2 separate regions of the Homo sapiens genome follow, and region 2 is linked to region 1. A link is an interaction called in ENCODE POLR2A ChIA-PET data of the cell type or tissue named here. Cell type or tissue: OCI-LY7. All regions are shown on one strand.

Region 1 (2,500 bases):
CTCACTCGAATGCTCTATTACCATCTTGAATCTTAATTTCTGAAAATTATTGATTTTCATTTTGTGCTGATCCCTGCAAATTAAGTAGCCATTCCCACTTCAGAGCCACTTAACGAAGGTTCTTGGGTGGCTGGAATAGGCTGGGGTTTCCATAAAATAAGGGACTGGCTGGCCGGGCGCAGTGGCTCACGCCTGTAATCCCAGCATTTTGGGAGGCCAAGGTGGGTGGATCACGAGGTCAAGAGATTGAGATCATCCTGGCTAACACAGTGAAACCTCGTCTCCACTAAAAATACAAGAAGTTAGCCAGGAATGGTGGCACACGCCTGTGGTCCCAGCTACTTGGGAGGCTGAGGCAGGAGAATCGCTTGAACCTGGGAGGCAGAGGTTGCAGTGAGCCGAGACTGCGCCACTGCACTCCAGCCTGGGCAACAGAACGAGACTCCATCTCAAAAAAAAAAAAAAAAAAAAAAGGCGGGGGAGGTGGTGCTGGCCAGGCACAGAGCCCCTGCAACAGAAGACCCTTCCCTTGCTCTAAAGTAACCCTCTCAGAGCCATTTCTTAATGGAGCCTGCAACAGCCTGGTGACCTGCCCTCAACTGTTTTAATCATTGGCTGTCCCCTTCTTCAAGAGCAGGTGCATTTCACATAAGTGCATAATTAATACTAACAAGAGGGGCCGCCGCCCGTGTGCTGGGGCCCTGTCATGTGTATTCTGTGCTCAGGGTCCGTGGGAGGCACAGGACCCAGATCTATCCTTACAGTATGACTATAGATCACTCTAGAGTGGCCTGTCCTGAGCAGGACAAGACCCGGCAACCCTTTTGGTCAATGCTGGAGCATCTCCCAGGGATGAGCAATGGTGGCGTTTGCAGGATGGCTGGCAGCACTCGGCAGTGGGCCAGCTGTGCCTCAGTGATTCTGGTGGTTCAAACCCACAACCCAGCCAACTCACCCTAGGCTCCAACCAGCCTGGCTAACTGGGGACAGCCATTCCCAGCTGCACTCAGGCATCTGAAAGACCCTTCCTTTCCTGCGAAGCCTCTTTCAGGGTTTCAGGAAGGAAGTGGAGACAGTAAGGGGAAACCACAAACCCATATAACTCTAATAGTATCACCTCTCGGTCCATGGGGGTGGGGGGAGGCTGCTTCCCGTGTTGAATTTCATCCTGAAGCCACCCTGGTGGGGGTAGGGGCAATGCCATTCTCTCCATCTCACAAACAACATCGCATTGGCCCCGAGAGATGAACCCGGGGACTGAGTGTGGCTAGCAAAGCCAGGATCGTGACCGAGCAGGTCTCTCCAACTTAGGAGCTTTAAGGGCAGGCTGTTGGTTTCTGCAGATACTGGCCTAGCATAGCCCATGTGATCAGCCAGGGCTGAGGTCCCTCTGCTGACAGGTTTCCCTCCTAAGGACACTGGTGGGGCTGTGGCCCCGTCAGATCATCTGTCCCTGGCAACACGCTTTTCCAGGGAACTCCAATGAGGAAGAGAAAGTGCGGACCATCGACTTCCGTGTCTCTGAAAACAACTTTGTAAAAGTGTGTAAGGACCCAACACTCTGCTTATAATCAAACGGCTCTGGACCCCTCCGCTCTGAGTGCTTCAACATTGGGCATTTCCTTTTCCTGTTTGGGTCTCAAATTCTGCCTCTGGGATCTTGTTTTGAAGGCTAAGTTTCCAGCCAGAACAAGTGCCCACACTCTACTATCTCAAACTCATCCCCTTGCCTTAGCCAGGAAGGCTGATGACAGACAGGGTCTTTGCTCCCCTAGACACAGCTGGCCATGACTACAGGACCCTCAGACGCAGGCAGAGCCCTTTGTCCTTTTTTGTCACTGTGCAGACCACCTTGGGGGCTGATTATGCTCCTTAAACCTCCTGGGAACGCTTATGGCCCCCAGCACTGCAAAAAGGATTAAGTCAACTGAGAAGAGACATGTTTTTCCAATTAGTTAAAAATCACCCATGTTGGAATTTTTGCAAAACTGGCTGGTTGCTTTCCCATTACCCAAGATTCCTCATTCTTTCTTTCTGTATAATTTCATAAGGTTTTCAAGTAAATTTGATACTAAAGGCCCATGACCATGAAATAAACAGGACACTCACAGCGAAACGCTAAAGCCAAAATCTCATCTTCCATGCGCCATGCAATGAGAAAGGAGATGGACAGTAACTTCCACCTACCAAACTTCCCTACCCCAGGTTTCTGAAGACACATCAACACGTGCAACGACATTTGTGTTTGGATATGCATTTTACTACATACGTACATCTTTAAAAAGATTTTTCCCACTGACATTTATTTCTCATGCCAAGTCGGGGCCAGCCGCCAAACTGGGGAGACCAAGATCCTGGAGTCAATGCGCTCATTCTCCTTAAAGGACCGTGACACCAGCCAGAGAGGCGGAGAATGTGGTAAAGGCAGGGAAAACACGATTCTTCCACCTAGGAAGACAGAAGAGCTCTCCCAATGGGCAGGGCAGCTCTGGGAGCAAGT
Region 2 (2,500 bases), 500 kb before region 1:
TGCTGGGATTACAGGCGTGATCCATGCCCGGCCTTTTTTTCGTTTTTAAACTTTTTTTTTTTAGATGGAATCTCGCTCTGTCACCCAGGCTGGAGTGCAATGGGGTGATCTCGGCTTGCTGCAACCTCCGCCTCCCGGGTTCAAGCTATTCTCCTGCCTCAGCCTCCCCAGTAGCTGGGATTACAGGCACCTGCCACTACTCCCGGCTAAGTTTTGTATTTTTAGTAGAGATGGGGTTTCATCATGTTGGCCAGACTGGTCTCGGAACTCCTGACCTTAGGTGATCTGCCCGCCTCAGCCTCCCAAAGTGCTGGGATTACAGGTGTGAGCCACCGCACCTGCCCCTTTTAAAGCGTTTTTATTAAAAATGAAAGGCTGGGCGCAGTAGTTCACGCCTGTAATCCCAGCATTTTGAGAGGCGGAGGTGGGCAGATCACGAGGTCAGGAGATTGAGACCATCCCAGCTAACACAGTGAAACCCTGTCTCCACTAAAAATACAAAAATTAGCCAGGCGTGGTAGCATGTGCCTGTAATCCCAGCTACGCAGGAGGCTGAAGCAGGAGAATCGCTTGAACCCGGGAGGTGGAGGTTGCAGTGAGCCAAGATCGCTCCATTACACTCCAGCCTGGGCCACAGAGCAAGACTCTGTCTCAAAAAAAAAAAAAAAAAAAAAAAAAAAAAAGTAAACACAGGCTGGGCACAGTGGCTCACACCTGTAATCCCAGCACTTTGGGAGGTCGAGGCGGTAGGATCGCTTGAGCCCAGGAGTTTGAGACCAGCCTGGGCAACAGAGCGAGAACTTGTCTCTACTAAAAAAGAAAGAAAAGAAAGAAAGAAGGCGGGCGGTGGGAGGGGGGGGGTTGGCGGAGAGAGAGAGAGAAAGCAAGCTAAAATAAAATAAAATAAAATAAAATAAAAAGAAGACACAAACACACACCTAGGCCTATGACTACACAGAGTCAGGATCATCAATATCAACTGTCTTCTACTTCCACATCTTATCTGTCCCATTAGAAGGTGTTCAAGGACACTGACACTGACACATGGAGTTGTCATCTCCTATGGTAACAATGCCTTCTTCTGGAATATCTCCTGAAGGACCTCTCTGAGGCTGTTTTACAGTTAACTTTTTTTTTATAAGTAGAAGGGATACACTCTAAAATAACTATAAAAAGTATAGTATAGGCCGGGTGTGGTGGCTCACGCCTGTAATCCCAGCACCTCGGGAGTCTGAGGCAGGCAGATCACCTGAGGCCAGGAGTTCAAGACCAGCCTGGCCAACATGGCGAAACTCCATCTCTATTAAAAATACAAAAATTAGCTGGGTATGGCAGCAGACGCCTGTAATCCCAGCTACTCGGGAGGCTGAGGCAGGAGAATCGCTTGAGCCCAGGAGGTGGAAGTTGCAGTGAGCTGAGATTGTGCCACTGCACTCCACCTTGGGTGACAGAGTGAGACTCTGTCTCAAAAAAAAAAAAAAAAAAAAAAAAAAGTACAGTATAGCAGGGCATGGTGGCTCACCCCTGTAATCTCATGCCCAACACTTCAGGAGGCTAAGGCAGGAGGACCACTTGAGCTCAGGAGTTCAAGAACAGCCTGGGCAATGTAGTAAGATCCCATCCCTAAAAAAAAAAATACAGTATAGTACATACATAAACCAGTAACATAGTTGTTTATTATTATCAAGTAATTATGTACTGTACATAATTATATTTGCCATACTTGGGGGCAGTGCAGGTTTGTTTATACCAGCATCACCACAAACGTGAGGAATGCGCTGACATTATGATGGCTATGACATCACTAGGTGACAGGAATTTTTCAGCTCCATTATGATCTTACGTGACCATGTATGTGGGTCTGTTGTTGAAAGAAACATCATTATGTGGTACAGCACTCTACTGAAAAGGAATCTTATGTTTTCCCTCTAAATCTGCTGCTCCTCCTTTCTTCCCCAGTTCTATTAATACCACCCATTTGCCCAGCTTTTCAGGCTCTTAGAATTAGGGAGTAATCTACATTTCTCTCCTTCTATGTCCAAGCTCAGGTCAAGCAGTATAAGTACCCTGTCCTCACTATCACCCTACCATCAGATCTTGATACCACAATAGTTTCCTATGTTCATCCCCTTAAGCCCTGTCTCAGGCCATTCTAATGCATTATTCATTCTAAAGAAATACTATTTATGTCACTTATAATAAATAAATAAGGAAAAATAGTGAAGATACCATTTGTAGTTTTCCTACCATTAACTGGCTCTCTTCTACCCTCTCAAAGCTTATCGTCAAATGGGGGAGAGCCAATTATAGTAGGAAAACTATAAATATTTTGGGGTAAAAGGACAGGATTATCTAAGCTACAATTCTCCAGAAGTAATCTGAAGCAGAAATTAGAAGGATGAGTTAATATATGTGGGGATGGGATATGGAGGTACAAGGTGATAGTGTTCCAGGAAGAAGTGACAGTACATTGGAAGGTATGAAGAAAAGTAGAACCTGC

What was found. ChIA-PET counts read pairs that join two places held together with the same protein. Peaks named below come from ENCODE experiments on the same cell type or tissue, not always from the same donor. Only the 100,000 strongest peaks of a DNase experiment are listed, where the experiment ranks them.
Region 2: POLR2A ChIA-PET joins it to region 1 with 5 read pairs; 2 of 35 experiments call an interaction of 5 or more read pairs at or near these places.

What each region holds. Positions count from the first base shown.
Region 1 is chr16:11,360,749-11,363,248 of GRCh38, reverse strand. All of the region lies in intron 1 of LOC105371082 (a long non-coding RNA gene), which reads right to left. Among named protein-coding and RNA genes, the nearest start is that of RMI2, 17 kb to the right of the region's middle. RefSeq lists an enhancer at 853-912. In OCI-LY7, no CTCF peak of the experiment used is centred here; DNase peaks (open chromatin) are centred at 668 and 1,168; H3K4me3 peaks cover 1,251 bases.
Region 2 is chr16:11,857,677-11,860,176 of GRCh38, reverse strand. No RefSeq gene overlaps it. Among named protein-coding and RNA genes, the nearest start is that of RSL1D1, 7.4 kb to the right of the region's middle. In OCI-LY7, no CTCF peak of the experiment used is centred here; no DNase peak of the experiment used is centred here.